Linked DNA regions of Mus musculus: region 1 is linked to region 2. Evidence: chromatin loops called from intact Hi-C (ENCODE). Cell type or tissue: left cerebral cortex. All regions are shown on one strand. Each heading gives the region's core, and the rest is flanking DNA. Links, peaks and the distances in the headings are about the cores only.

What was found. Peaks named below come from ENCODE experiments on the same cell type or tissue, not always from the same donor. Only the 100,000 strongest peaks of a DNase experiment are listed, where the experiment ranks them.
Region 1: it touches region 2 in a loop (7-fold over the local background); 2 of 42 quality-filtered maps call a loop at or near these places.

Annotation. Positions count from the first base shown.
Region 1 is chr7:75,630,461-75,638,649 of GRCm38, reverse strand. The region is part of intron 8 of Akap13 (A kinase (PRKA) anchor protein 13); the gene reads right to left. Among named protein-coding and RNA genes, the nearest start is that of AU020206, 150 kb to the left of the region's middle. In left cerebral cortex, for the core only: no CTCF peak of the experiment used is centred there; a DNase peak (open chromatin) is centred at 4,317.
Region 2 is chr7:75,581,857-75,590,045 of GRCm38, reverse strand. Akap13 (A kinase (PRKA) anchor protein 13) reads right to left here. Exons shown (of 37, transcript NM_029332.1): 5 at 3,706-3,889. Among named protein-coding and RNA genes, the nearest start is that of Akap13, 130 kb to the right of the region's middle. In left cerebral cortex, for the core only: no CTCF peak of the experiment used is centred there; DNase peaks (open chromatin) are centred at 2,100 and 3,586.

The DNA.
Region 1 (8,189 bases), core at 1,318-6,317, 49 kb before region 2:
GCCAGCATTGAGGAGCTGCAGACTGGAGGAGCAGGAGTTCAAGATCAGCGTGCCTTAAAAATTTTTAAAAAGAAGAAAAAAAATGAAGGAAAAAAGGGAAGAATGAAAGAAAGGGAAGAGATAACGAGAGGAAAAAGTCAGGAAGGAGAGAAAAAAGGAGGGAGAGAGAGAAGAGGGAAGAAAAAGAGAATAACAGAATTTCAATGGGAAAACCTGATAGTTTAGTCTGTAGAACAAGTTTCCTGAAGCAAGATGATACTGGTAGAATGCTTGGCTATGTCTCTTGTTCACTAAGAAATCAATCAATCAATCAATCAATCAATCACTCTCTCTCTCTCTCTCTCTCTCTCTCTCTGTCTCCCCTCCGTCTCCCTCCCTCTCTGTGTGTGTGTATGTGTGTGTGTGTGTGTGTGTGTGTGTGTGTGTGTATGTTTGTTCCAAGAAAGACCAATAAGGTGGCCAGGTATGGTAACAGACATTTGTGAATTTGTGATCTCAACTATTTACTGCTACTTTTTAATTTTCCAGCAGTGTTCCTTTGAGGCCTGATCAAGAGAGTATCACACAAGGGCAGTCTTGCACTGGCCAAAACAAAGCAAAACCTATTCTTTCCACCTCTTACCCCCACCCATCTCAGTGGTGATGGTGACAAGAATTTCTTCTCAGATGAAGACATCTGGCTTCAGTAACTAAGAACTTTTATTCCAACAAAACAAGCACAAACAATATACTTCCATTCTGTTTCCCCTCTAAGGTGTTAATAATAAGAAGGGCATGCTTTCTCCACACTTTAGTCCTTTCCAATGCATTGCACAACAGTTCTGTTTTTGTTTTGCTGTTTGCATACACAGTGATACACTAGGGCTAGGAATGCTAAGTGCAAAGCTGCTATAGCAGGCAGAGGAAAGACAGCAGATCAAAGGAGCAGTGGTGAACCCACACACCTATGGTCACTTGATCTTCGACAAGGGAGCTAAAACCATCCAGTGGAAGAAAGACAGCATTTTCAACAATTGGTGCTGGCACAACTGGTTGTTATCATGTAGAAGAATGCGAATCGATCCATACTTATCTCCTTGTACTAAGGTCAAATCTAAGTAGATCAAGGAACTTCACATAAAACCAGAGACACTGAAACTTATAGAGGAGAAAGTGGGGAAAAGCCTTGAAGATATGGGTACAGGGGAAAAATTCCTGAACAGAACAGCAATGGCTTGCTCTGTAAGATCGAGAATTGACAAATGGGACCTAATGAAACTCCAAAGTTTCTGCAAGGCAAAAGACACCGTCAATAAGACAAAAAGACCACCAACAGATTGGGAAAGGATCTTTACCTATCCTAAATCAGATAGGGGACTAATATCCAACATATATAAAGAACTCAAGAAGGTGGACTTCAGAAAATCAAATAACCCCATTAAAAAATGGGGCTCAGAACTGAACAAAGAATTCTCACCTGAGGAATACCGAATGGCAGAGAAGCACCTGAAAAAATGCTCAACATCCTTAATCATCAGGGAAATGCAAATCAAAACAACCATGAGATTCCACCTCACACCAGTCAGAATGGCTAAGATCAAAAATTCAGGTGACAGCAGATGCTGGCGTGGATGTGGAGAAAGAGGAACACTCCTCCATTGTTGGTGGGATTGCAGGCTTGTACAACCACTCTGGAAATCAGTCTGGCGGTTCCTCAGAAAACTGGATATAGTACTACCGGAGGATCCAGCAATACCTCTCCTGGGCATATATCCAGAAGATGCCCCAACTGGTAAGAAGGACACATGCTCCACTATGTTCATAGCAGCCTTATTTATAATAGCCAGAAGCTGGAAGGAACCCAGATGCCCCTCAACAGAGGAATGGATACAGAAAATGTGGTACATCTACACAATGGAGTACTACTCAGCTATTAAAAAGAATGAATTTATGAAATTCCTAGCCAAATGGATGGACCTGGAGGGCATCATCCTGAGTGAGGTAACACATTCACAAAGGAACTCACACAATATGTACTCACTGATAAGTGGATATTAGCCCAAAACCTAAGATACCCAAGATATAAGATACAATTTCTTAAACACATGAAACTCAAGAAAAATGAAGACTGAAGTGTGAACACTATGCCCCTCCTTAGAAGTGGGAACAAAACACCCTTGGAAGGAGTTACAGAGACAAAGTTTGGAGCTGAGATAAAAGGATGGACCATGTAGACACTACCATATCCGGGGATCCATCCCATAATCAGCTTCCAAATGCTGACACCATTGCATACACTAGCAAGATTATGCTGAAAGGACCCTGATATAGCTGTCTCTTGTCAGAGTATGCCTGGGCCTAGCAAACATAGAAGTGGATGCTCACAGTCGGCTATTGGATGGATCACATGGCCCCCAATGAAGGAGCTAGAGAAAGTACCAAAGAAGCTAAAGGGATCTGCAACCCTATAGGTGGAACAACATTATGAACTAACCAATACCCCGGAGCTCTTGACTCTAGCTGCATATGCATCAAAAGATGGCCTAGTCGGCCATCACTGGAAAGAGAGGCCCATTGGACACGCAAACTTTATATGCCCCAGTACAGGGGAACGCCAGGGCCATAAAAGGGGAGTGGGTGGGTAGGGGAGAGGGGGTGGGTGGGTATGGGGGACTTTTGGTATAGCATTGCAAATGTAAATGAGCGAAATACCTAATAAAAAATGGAAAAAAAAAAAAAAAGGAGCAGTGGTTTCCATTCAAGTGGGTGGAGAGTAAGAGAAGGGTTAAAATCTTAACAAGAATAGGATTCTGGACACTGAGAGTCAGAGAGGGAAGAGCACTTTAAGGGTCATATTTGACTAGATGTCTGCTTGGACAATGAATTAAAAGGAGGCATTCAGTAGAGGAATTGACAGCAGGAGAGATTAGGTACATTTAGGACTAGATTACAGAGATGTCCAAGACAAGCTGTGTGGTAAGTGGCAGAACTAATGTTTATGTCTAGAAATTGGGAGAATGCTTAAGAATTAGGTATACAGATCTGGAAATCAAAACACAGATAAGAAATCGAGAAAATTCAAAGAAAAAAAGTACCTCCCAGCAGGACCAGTAAGTAGTGTCAAATGCTGAGAAAGAGGAAGAGTGTGAGTGAGATGGACTTGGCAGTGTAAATGTTTCACGGGACATGAAGCTACCTCCGCATCAGTGACCAGAATGCCTGACAGAAACAAGGAAAGGGAGGAAAGGTATTACAGGGGAACTGAGTCCTATCTGAATTCCTTCGTGACCAGGATGTGCTGGCACAGAGGTTCTCTCTCTGTCTCTGTGTGTGTACCACAAGCTTCATACTGCCCACACTCTTCATTGCAACTCATTTTCCACTACTCTCTGCAAGGTCAATGTATAAAAAGCTGGTGTCTCCAAGTTCCAAGATTATGATGCAGTTTGCCCTACTTTAATTTCCCAGCTCACTTTAACTTCTAGGATCATCCCTCTTTTCCCAACATCTTTTGGATGTTGGTATGCCTTTACCAACATTTACCCCTCAAATCTCACTTTATGAACTCAGATCTCTTTATCCATAGTCATTCCTACAGCTCTTCTTTGAAGTACTATGGCACTGGCTCTATGGTGGCTTCCCCTATAATCACGGGTACTGCCTGCTTGATCTGCCTCTAAGTAGAAGATGATCACTTTAAAATCAATAGCATTTACTTTTTCTTTATAGTGCCCAACGCACTTTAAGGCACATAGGCCAGATGGTGACAGATTATGTCTTTGTTCACTACTGTATCATAATCCTAAAACTCCCTTAATAGCTGACCAAATTTAGTTATTAAACAATTCAAGGATGTCAGGACTGGGGCTTGAAAGATGACTTGGTAAAAAGCACTTGCCCCACAAGCTGGACAAACTGAGTTTGGATCCCTAGGATTCACATAGAAGCTAGTCATGGGAATGGGAGGGGAAATAGAATCTGCAGAAGCCTGTGACTGCGCGCACGCATACATACACATACACACACACACACACACACACACGCAGAGAGAGAGAGAGAGAGAGAGAGAGAGAGAGAGAGAGAGAGAGAAGGTGCGCACATCTGTGCTAGCATAAACAAATGAAAAGTTGAAGTTTGAAAGGTATGAACAGACAACCCCTCCCCTGAAATAAAAACTTCAAAATAACCGTAAGTTTAGGAAAAATTGAATCCCAATATAAAAGCAGTGCGTATTACTTTAGGAGATGACTTGTTCCTCTGATTTTTCTCTTCACAGCAAGAAGGAATAACTCTGGTACAGTCATTCTGTAAGAGAAGCCAAGAAATGATTCAGCTTCCCATGGAAGACCTTCCTCATCACTCCCAGCGAACTCACCACAGTACAGTCATGCTTTCCAGAGCGCAGAAGTACAGCTTGCTCTTTTTTTTTTTTTTTTTAAATCAAGGTTCAAAAGACAAAGCAAAAAAGAAAAGTCCGCTGTGGGAGAAACAATATCAAAAACCCACTGTAGGACTTTCCTGTCAGGTTTATGTCAGTATTTATGTGTCCCCCAAACAAAAACTGATTCTCACACTGGAAGCGATCTGAACATCTACTCCCTGTAGACTAGCATTCATAATATGGGGAGACACCATCAGAGGTGCCAAGGGAGCAAAGCAATCAATAGCCTTGCACAGCTGTGACATTTATCATTCACAACAATGACCAGCAAGGCACTTTCATCTTAGCCACCAGCTGTTTAACTGGACTTAAAGACAGCTCAATAAAAAGGAAAGAAAGAGCGTCTGTACTAAGAAAGAATGCCTGTACTATAAATCTAGCCAACTCTCCAGAACTAGTGAGGTCACAGATCTTGGAGGGAAACCTACCACCATCACTTTCCTAAGTCAATATGTACCAACTGCATTCTAAACACTTACTTGGATTACCCTCAGATAATTATAGCTCTCACTGGCCATCAGAGGGTTTTTTTGTTTTTTCCTAGAAAACAAAGTCCATTACAGAAAGCCACAATTGTCAATATACTGAGAACAACTGGTCTGGGGTGCTGTACTGGGTGGCTTTGTGTCAACTTAACACAAGCTAGAGTCATCAGAGAGGAAGGAGCCTCAGTTGAGGAAATGCCTCCATCAGATGCAGCTGTAAGGCATTTTTTTCAACTAGTGATCAATGGGGGAGGGCACAACCTATTGTGGGTTCTATAAGAAAGCAGGCTGAGCAAGCCAGTTAGCACCACCTCTCCATGGCCTCTGCATCAGCCCCTGCTTCCATGCCCTGTTTGAGTTCTTATTCTGAATTCCTTCTATAATGAACAGTAATACAGAAGTGTAAGCCAAATAAACTTTTTTTTCCTCCCCAATTTGCTCTTTGGACATGGTGTTTCATTGCAGCAAAAGAAACTCTAAGAGGGGTGCCCAATTTAAATGGAAACATCAACAAGACAACTGCACACCCAGGACTCAGGGAACATTGTTGTGGCAGAAAGACTGTTAAGAGCCGGAGGACCAGGAAGTCTGCTGAGTATGTCTTGTGACAGGAGGATTGCGTCCATAAAACATCAACAATGTGTTGCCTAGACAATACCACAACAATGAAAATACCGACTGACATGCTAAGGTGAATGGGAGAAATCTCATGGGGCTCCAACCTTAGATGGAAATTCACTGGCAATTAACAACTGTTTAGAGAGGGCCCCCTAAATAAAGTTATCCCATGCCAAATGCTTAGTCCTGAAATCATATACATACAAGCAACCCTCAACTGACTCTGAAGGTTTTACTTATATAGTTTTGTTTACATACATATATAGCAACAACAACAATAAGATGTAGGAGGCCATGCATTTGAGCAGAGGGGTCTGGAAGAGGCTGGAGGGAAGAAAGGGATGAGGAACGCGCCCCCGTAATTGTATCCAATCAAAACAGGTATTTCTATGTTCTGGAAAAATTTCAAGAGGTGTAACAAAACTTTTACTCCCAGAATAAATCCCAAGACTGTACATAGGAAGTTGCTATACAAACACATACTGAAAACGGGAAAGCCAGGTGTGGTAGTACATCCCTAAAACCCAGCACTTGTGGGTAGTGACACAAGGGACCAGAAGTTTAAGGTCAGTATAAGCTGCATAAAAAAACCTGAAGCCAGCTTAGGCTATAAGAGACCATGTCTTAAAAAAAAAAAAGTCAACCAACCGAGTAAAGAGTGGTAAAGAGTGGGTAATGGCCATCAAACTGAAATACATGCCAGTGCTCACAGCACACTACAGGAAGCACAGGATGACCCAGGAACTGAGAGTCTGTTAGGCCAGAACGGGACAAGATGAATGCTGAATGAAGCCAGACTACCTTGAGTCAATAAATTATGGCTTCCAATCTATAAAATGGCAATAAAACTAATAAAGCCAGCTATAGGAGAAGTTATGAGAATACATGGATTAAGGTATGAAAAGTATTTGTAGCACTATTGTGGCATATTAGTTGCTGCAATTCTTATTTCTGAGCATTGTTGTTTTTTATCTTATCAAAAAGAGTACTTTAAGCCAGTCTTCAAGGAGACATATGTGCTAAAACAACTAATTACGATAAATCCCTACAAATTTAGAATTGAAGGAACAAAACATTTGTGATGGATAAATCCTTGGTTGTCTACTTGACATCTAGAATTAACTAAGACCAAGCAAAAATATTTTTCTTGGTTGGACTATTTGAGGTGGGAGACCCATTTGAAATTCAGATTACTTGAAGTCAGAGGATCAACCCTAAATCTGGGTCCCACCTTCTGCTGTCAGAATACCAAGGTAGCCTGCAGGCCAGCAGCTCTCTTAGGACTTAACAACTACCAGATTTTTGTCCTTTCCATCAACAGACAGCCATAGCTAGATTACTTGGACCACAGCTTGTACACCACTCTAATAAAGTCTCTGTGTGTGTGCGTGTGTGTGTGTGTGTGTGTGTGTGTGTGTGTGTGTGTTCTATGTGTTCCATTCCTTTAGAGAACCGTTACTAATACAACATGTTTGCTGAAATCAGACTACTACCTTCTCACTGCATAGGTTTTAAACCTTATTATGAGAGCAGCAGGGGTGTTTCTTCAGGGTGTGTTAGTGCAGAACTTTAATTCCAGAACTTGAGTGGCAGGTGCAAGTGGATCTCTGTGAGTTCCAGGCCATCCTGGTCTGGTGATTTCCAGGACAGTCGGGACTATAGGGTGGGATGAAGCATGATGGCATGAAAATTTTATCAAACTCCACTGAATAGTACACAAATTTAAAACTTACAAGGTATTTCTTGAATTTGTCAATTAAAAATTTTAGACCAAGATGACTGCAGGATAATTGTTGCTGCAGGAAGTGAATGGATCTCTCTCCCCCCACCCCACTCCTCCTCCTTCTTCTCCCTTCTCTCTCTCTCTCTCTCTCTCTCTCTCTCTCTCTCTCTCTCTCTCACACACACACACACACACACACACACACACAGAGAGAGAGAGGGGGGTAATAGTGGGGAACCTGAGGGCCAGAGATAGAGAGAGAGGTAATAGTGGGGAACCTTAGGGCCTGAAGAGGAGCTGTCAGGTAGGAACCGTATTCTAAGGAACGGATTAAACTGTATAAGTAGCCTAAGTTCAAAAGGTTTTTAAAAATGTATTGCTGTTTACATATGTGTGTGTTGAACATACCATAGTGTGTCTGATCAAATTTGTGGAGCTGGTTCTTTCTTCTCACCTTTATAGGAGTTCTGAGAATCAAAATCAGGCTGCCAGGCTTACACAAGTGACTTTACTCATTGAGCCATTTCACCAATCCCAGAAGCCACTTACTAATAAAATTATATATTATCCCATAAATTTCTGATAGGGAGAGAGGCATTAAGAAAAAGGGTATTGGCCACTATAAATAAATGGTATTAGTAGTTAGACCTTATTAATAAATTATCTGAAAAGAAATTAATCAGCAAACAAAATAAACTCTCTACTTGTTCTGAATACCTCCTTTAACCTCCTTTAACCTAGTGTCAGATTCCCTGGAACTGGAGTTACAGATGGTTGTGAGCCATCATGTGAGTGCTGAGAACCCTACCAAGGCCCCCTGCAAGAGCAACAAGGGCTCTAAAACAAACAAGCCAGCTCCAGCACCCAATCTGTTTTAGTACCAACTCCTGCCAAGGTATTAATTTTGCACCCCAACTAACATAACTTAAAGTTTTGTTCTATG
Region 2 (8,189 bases), core at 1,639-6,638:
TTTTCCTGTTGCTTTAAAAAAAAACCAAAAACAAAAACAAACAACCAAACAAAAACAACGTAAGGATTTACTCTGGCTCACAGGTTTCAGCCCATCTTGGCCGGGAAGTAAAGGAAGCAGAAGCATCAACTAGCTGGTCATACTATATTCACGATCAGGAAACAGAGCTTCGTTTCTCCACTTACACAGTTTAAGACCCAGCCAGGGAGCGGGGCCACCTACAGTGGGCGTCCTTCCTACCTCAATAAATTCAGTCAAGATAATCTTACCTAGACATGCCCAGAAACCCATCTGGAGGTGATAGGAGAGTCTGTCAAGCTGACAATTACAGTAACCATCATAGACTAGAAGGTAAATAGCTATTTAGTTGTTTGGTTTTTTTCTCGTAGGTGCATAACCCCTCCTCAGAGATGTGATGAAAGAGGTAGGCTTTGGCTGAGAGATGTTTCAGTCATGTACTTGTGCAAGCAAAAGATCCGAGTTCCTATTTCTAGCACCCACATAAAATGTTAGCCATGGTAGACTAGACACATCGCCCTAGTGCTAGGGGGTGGAGACAAGAGAATCAGGGTGCTGCTCAGGCAGTCTAGCTAAAACCAACCAACCATTCAACCAACCAACCAACCAAACAATGCTCTTGTTTTAGGACAAAACAAAAACCTTTCAGGTGGAGCAATAGAGGAAGTCACCCTGTGTTGGCCTCTGCCCTCCATTGGTAAGTATTCTACATATATGCCCCAAAGAGCTAAGAGTGCAGCTCAGTAGTAAAAGGTACAAGTGGACCATTCCTAAAGCCCTGGGCTCAGCCCCTCAGTACCACAAAAGGAAGGGGAAAGAAAAAGAATGAGGGACAGAGAAGGAGACAGCATGAATCAGACCTATGAGGAAGAAAATTAAAATGTGAGGGAAAGACAGGCAAGTCATCCAATATCTAATGATTTTAGTACATACTGGAGAGATGTGAGTCGGCAGTTCTTAACTTTCAAAAAAACTTTTACGAATGAGTCTTCTAAAACAAACCCTTTCCTCAGGAAAGTCCGTACGTTCTCTGTATTTGAAAGAGTACAGATCTCCCCCTCAGACTCCCACAAGGACCCCACAAGCAGAAAGAGCAATGAACAGTCTGTTAAGAGATTTGTCACTCATTTCAGACTTACCACCTCTTACCATAGTCCAGTTAATTTGCCTGATTCCTCTCTAATGTACACACTTTGTTTATTCATCTGTTGACCAAAATTCAGGTTACTTCTCTTCTGCCTTTTAACTTTATTTGGGCCTTTAAAAAACTGACATTAAAAACAAAACAAAACAAAAAAACAACCCTGCATACTTATGGTGTGATTATTTTGACAGGTATATACAGTATAAATCAACCCCCTTAACATACCCATCATCTTATCCATTATGAGAACATTTAAATCTCTTTTGGAATCTTAAAATATATAACATTATTCTGATAACACAGCTGAATCATTTTTGGTTTTGAGCTAGGGTCTCTCTACATAGCCCTGGCTATTCTAGAGCAACCTATATAGACCAGGGTGCCTCAAACTCATAGAGATCCACTGCCTCCCAAGTGCTGGAATTCAATTTGTGTGCTACCATGCTCACCTGACAGTTGAATCTTAAGGATATTACATGATATTAAAGAAACTAGGTGTGGAAGGATAAATGTTCTACCTTCTGCTTATGTGAGGTATTCAGAATGGGGATTCTTGGAGAAAGAAAGAAGAACAGAGGTTACCAGGGGGTGGGGACAGAGTGAATACAGAGCTAGTGTTTCATGGGTACAGGGTTCCTATGTGAGTTCATGGTAGGTTCTAGAAATCGATAGTAGTGATAGTTATATAACACTGTGAGTTATGTAACCAAATTTGGCCAAAAGAGTACAATACAAGAGAGACACAGAGACAGATTGACAGACAGACAGACAGACAGACAGACAGACAGAATGAGTCCCACAACACAGAGAAAAAAATGATTTCTCCCGACCTACCATCATGGCTAAATTCTAGCAAAGCCTACTGGTATTCAACTACGACAGAGAATAAGGAGAACCACATCTACTTTTTCTCTGGGCAGCTGTGACTCAGCACTTTCCTTGGCTTTAAACCAGTGACTACCCAGAGGAATTCACTAAGGCAGAGGCACCTGCAGTAAGCGCGCATGCTCTCAACACCATCCTCTACTTCATCTCTCGGCTGGACTTCCCCTCACCTTCCCCTGTAAGATGAATCATTAGTGACCTTCAGTTTTAAAGTAAAAATCTCCAAGAATAATTATATCCCAAATTTCAAATCATGCTACAATAACCATCTTGTGACACCCAGGTCTAAACATATAATGAAGCTGTTGCAACCACCTTATTTCCCCATTTGGACGGCAGTCCATAACAAGCTCCACTTCCCAGCAAACACCCAGCTGTAACATCAAATCCGGAGGAACTGCCTTTGAAAATAGTAATAGCTGTTCTGAGTTAATTGTTTTAATTTTTAGAACAATGCAGCCCTCTCTGAAACCATGAGGCAAACCACAGAATGAAACTGATCACAGGCCAGAAGGTAAGCATGGAGGAACAGAATAGACTACATTCTGGAATGTGAGAGCTCAGGTGTCCAAAGCTCATCCAAGATGAAGAGTGCCCTTCTTTCCACTGTTGCATCTCAGCACCTCTCATTGCAAAGCTGTCTGCAACGACGTTTCTGCCTGGCTTGACTGGGAAAGCTATAAGCCCAGCAAGTGCAACAAACAACAGGAGCAACAACAACAACAAAAAGAGTTCCGCTTATATAACTGTAAGCTGTCTTAAATTCTAGAGTCCTCGTCCTGGTCCTTCCTGATTACCTTGTTCACATGTGATTAACAATGACATGGATATCCAACTACATGAAGTTTGACTCAAGCAAAGGATAATATGTGGGACTCTGGAAATACTGCCTGAGTTTACAAGGATCCCTCAATAGGAGAAACAGGGAACCAATACAGTTTTGGCTCACATGATAGAAAAATCATGATCATAAAACTAGTAAAAATATACTAAGCAAGAAAATATTCCAACGAAGAAGCATTGGCTACTGTCAAGCATTTATTCCTTTATTTATAAAGGAAAAACACATTCTTCAATGTTTTGACTAGTAGTCTTCCTCCACAGGAGGCTTTAAAGAAACACAGAACTGACCCCAAAGACAAACAGGATTTCCTACTGCATACTTCTACAACAATGTAACTGCTTTTAACTGTACTCATAAGAAACTACTTCTCTTAACTTTATGCACAGAAATCGCATTCAAACCAAAATTCAACTTTTACCATATTTTATATACAATTACAATACCTAACTATTAACTTCTAATTATCTTGTTCATGTCCTGAAGACATTACAGGAAAAAAACAAAACGTATCACAGGAAAACTTGTTTCTTCCTCTACTCGGTCATATAATCTATACATTAGTAACATTACACTACCTCCACGGACAAGATGCCATTGCGTTCTCAATAAAAGACAGTGGCAAGAAGCAGTGAAAACAGAGACAAGAGAAAGAAAAGTGGTAACATGACTCACGCGGGGCTCCTACAACGAAGCAGTTGGCAGGAGCAAGCTTCCAGCCCTCCTGCAGCACAGGCGAGGTGCAGAGCCAGTGGGCTGTACTGCTCTGAAATGTGGGGTGGAGACTGACAAGAGGGGACCGGGAAGAGACACTCACTCAGTCAGAAGCTGGTGAAGTTCGTGATAACCTCGCTCCAGTGCCAGGCTCACAGGCGTTGCCCCTTCCTTGTTGTGGATGCTGAGAGCTCCACGGCCACCTGGCTTCTGTAACAGGAACCATGTCAACCGCAGCAGTCCCAGCCGCACAGCAAAGTGCATCAGGGTTTCCCGAGGGCCACCGTCTGTGAACGGGGGAAGAGCATGAAAATTAAAGCCTGTAACAACCACCACCAACAAAGAGCCAAACCCCACTGGCAATAGAAGACCAGTCTAGGCAGACACACTGTTGCCTTCAAGTATCTAGCACCGTGAAGGTCATCTGTAACATGCAGCCAACAACTTTATTCCAGGTAAAAATCGCCTTTCAAGTAAAGGCAAAAATAAAGCTAGAAAAAAATTGTGACACAAAATCTTCAACAGCAGACAAATACGCACATAGAGAACCAAGCCATAGCTGTGCTTTTTCAGAGAGGTTAATACAGGTGTCCCCACTATGCTCCTTCCATTAAAAAACAAACAAACAAACAAACAAACAAAACCAAAAACAAAACAAAAACAAAAAAACGACAACAATAATAGAAGTAAATGCAGTTCCTTGGATCTAAGGTGAACAGTTTTCAGGACTCAAATGGGTATAATCTGAAGGGTATAATTACTTTTTAAAGAACGCTCAGACAGGAATTGGCTAGTTAAACACTACAAACAGGTTAGACTTGTTAAGTACATACAGGTCTTTAGTCCCTCACACTAAGGGCATATCGAATTTCTGGCACTACCAACCTTGTGTTTGCTTAATGAGAAAACGAAATGAATCTTCAGGTACAATGGGATGAACTGTAAGACTACACTAATAACTTTCGGCGAGAAAACAAGTGCTTGGGCTGAGTTCACTAGAAATGAGGGATCCTTCTTGGCATACTGGGTCACTAAGAGTGTGGGTAGGACAAGAAAGGGCTTCAGATCAGGCAAAAGTGGGTCCAGGCCTGGCCTTAATCATAGAAGTGACTAGGCATGGCTCACTTGCTTCTCAGAGCTTCACTTTCATATTCCCGTGAGCAAGCCACCATCCCCTCACTGAGAGCTGCTGTAACAGAGAAGGGTAGGTGAAATGCTAGACTAACGCCTGGCTGTAGGGTCCTTCACCCTTTCTCTGCCTCTGGCCCTGTTCTTGGGCTTCGAAGTACATGCTAACTTCACTAGCAACACCCTTTTCCTAGCTCATTGTCTTGTGTGAGGGCAGGTCCTAGGGCCAAAGCATTCTAGACTTCTTGGATGAACCTAGTGTTTTCCTTTTGTCAGATTCTTCTATATGTGAATATCACAACAGGAGTGAACAATGAGGTGCATTTTTTAAAAATAATTTTTAAAAAGAGATTTCATTTCTTTGGGGCTGGGGGACTTTTCACGACAGTGCAGTATCTGAGAGAAGAGGGAGCTGGAGTTCCAGGGAGCTGTGAGCACCTTGACTTGAGTGTTGGGAACTGAACGCAGGTCCTCTACCAGTTCTTAATCACGGAGATATTTATCCAGTCCCGAACTCACTGTTTCCTAATGTCACTTGCCTGTGACCAATATAAATTTCATTAAAAGCAAATGGTCTTTCATGTTTCTCTCCCAAATCCTATTTATGCATGGATCAACTCAAGATTTGCTATGTGTTCAAGCACAAATGGAGACTAAAATCAATGCTTCAGGGATGGGGCAGGGGTGCAGGGGACTGCTCAAGAACAGAACACTTGCTGAGCAAACATGGGGGCTGGGTTTGATTCTCAGGATTCTTAAGAACTAAACCTTACTCCCACAAGAAACCAGAGAAAATAATGTCCTTGAAGAAATAATTATGTTTCCAATCATAAAGCTTTAATAAATATAGCCTCTGAAGAAGTGGCAAGACTTAGAGAAAAGGCAGAAAAAACTCTCATCAGTATTAAATACTTCTGACTTGTGCTTTATGCCTCTCACAAACATCCTGACAACCTTATCAAAACACCAAAGTGCTAAGCACTTACAGACCAGGAAATATGTGGGTATGTTTTTTCCAGAGCTGGTTAAGTCCAGCCTTATCAGGTATTATGTCCTTAAAGTAGCTTCCTTTCCAGCCTCTACTCTTTTAAGTTCCTTTGTTCTGAGTCACCATAAGGCGAGTTACCATAAAGCCCAAAGCCCAATGCGGCTGCTTTCAGCCCCACTCCCCATCTTCTATTAGCATTTAAAGCACATGTAATTTGGAAGAACAATGCATTCATCAGATATTCAACAACTTATGTCCTACAATAAATATTCTATCAATGTATTTGCTTTATCAAGTATTTATTCTTCAAGTATTTACTCATTCAAAGGGAGCTGAAGACACCAGACTAACTTGATGGGTACCATCAACTAGAATTCAATATGGGAATTAAATGACTAAGATACAGGAAAATACAAGTATAACATTTGATACTCTTTTGAGACAAGGTCTCACTATGTAGTTCTGCCTGTCCTAGAACTCGCTATAAAGACCAGTCTGGCCTTGAAACTCAGAGAGATCTGGCTGCTTCTGCTTGTCGTGTGCTGGGATTAAAGGCAAGTACCACCACCTCTAGCCCATTTGACACCTGGATTGTCAAACTCCCATCAAAATGTAGAACATTATGAACATCACACAAAGTTCCTTTATGCCCTTTTCTGGTCAGGGCTTCATTACTAAAGCCAACCACTACTTTGAGTTTTTCATGCTTTTTGCCTATTTGAAAAGTTCATATAAGTGAAATGCTACATAAGGCTACTTTCATCTTTTCTGAGATTTACAATACAGCTGTCATGTGGTGTTCCATTTTATTTTTGAGTAAAACCACTTCGTATTTATATCTCAGATTGGTTAAATAACCATCCACACTTTTTCATATTTTACTGTGTCTTCATGTAAATTAAAGTCATGTGAATTAGGTTCAAAAGAGGGCAAAGTTAGCAATGTAAGTGGACTTTTACCCAGGCTGCTTTGCTCTCACAGCATGGAGCTCTGCCATTAACCTCTACCTCCCAGACTGCTCCTCCTCCTCCTCTCAAGTTTCAGAATTCATAATTTCCATTTGCTGGTTCCCCAGCCCATGATTCTTGGTGTTCTTCTGTACTTGGAGAGTTATCAAACTTTTGTGGGGTAGGTTGGAGGCGCTTGTGGGAGTGGTGACCAGGGAGCTCCCAGGGTCTGTCTCCACCACCCAGCACTGGTGTTTGAAATGGAAGCCACTACACTTGGCTTTTTACAGGGTGCGGGGACCCAAACTTAGATTGCCATGCTTGTACAGCAACATTTTTACCCCAAACCACCTCCTCAGCGTCAACTTTCTTTTAGGTTGTTAGCTATATTTCCTACATTGTCATCTGGGTCCTTCATCACAACAGGGATGTAACTGTATCAAGGGAATCAGCACGTTCGTGTGCCATTTCCAGCAGCTTCCTTTTTGTTTTTGTCCTCCTAGTTGTTTCTCCTGCAGGTACACTTAGGGCCCCAAGTTTTGGTTGAGTTTCTTTTTGACTGCTGTATTAGTTATTTCTCCCAAAGTTGTGATCAAAATACCTGACAGAAACAACTAAGGAAGGAAGGAAGGCTCTGTTTTGCTCTTGGTATCAGAAATTCCATTCAATGACAGCAGGGGAAAACAGCAGTGCAAGGATGTAGCCAAAGCTTATTCACATGGCACCACCCAGAGCAGCAGTTTAGAACTGGGCTGGAAGGAGGAGGTATCAACTCCAACAACCTGCCCCTGGTGACCTCTCCTACCAGCCAGGTCCAAGCTCCTGCAGGTTCCATAACCTTAAAAATATCACTCAAAAAATGTAGAGCAGTCTAGATTCAAATGGTACCAACCACACTATCGTGGCTTGGTTAAACTACAGAGGAGGAGAGCAGAAAGGGCTGTAAGCTCCAACTGCTGTCTGCTTTCATGGTGGAGGCACTTTCATAGAGCTGCCCAGAGCTGCAAGAAAGCTGAAGTACCCAAAAGGCATTCAACCACAAGGGGTCTGTTAGAAGATTTTAATCTTTTTCGAGTGATGTTTCCTGAATAAACGGCTGTGAGAGTGTTTGGATAGTGTAATAATCAAGGACTGTATGTTCTGTTCCATCCCACCAATGAACCCACCAAGCCCACCTCGGAGCACTGTTTGAACCTGTAGCTGTGAGATTCCAAAGTCACCACCCTGTGTACTTCTGGCCTATAAATAAATCTGCAGACCCACAAGAAGCAGTCATCTTTACACTGCATGAGAGATGGAAACGTCCTTAACAGGCAGAGCAGGGCTCTGAGGAAGAATGAGAAGAACTGTGACAGCAACAGGCCTTGGAGGCAGCAATCCTTTCAGAGTTTAAGCCTTGCTGCTGGTAGGTAGGTAGGTAGGTAGGTAGGTAGGTAGGTAGGCACTGTCTGTCATAGAAGCCCACAGTTATCAATCCTTTGCAAGACAGTGAAAAATCCAAAGCAATCTGTCTACATTTTCTAT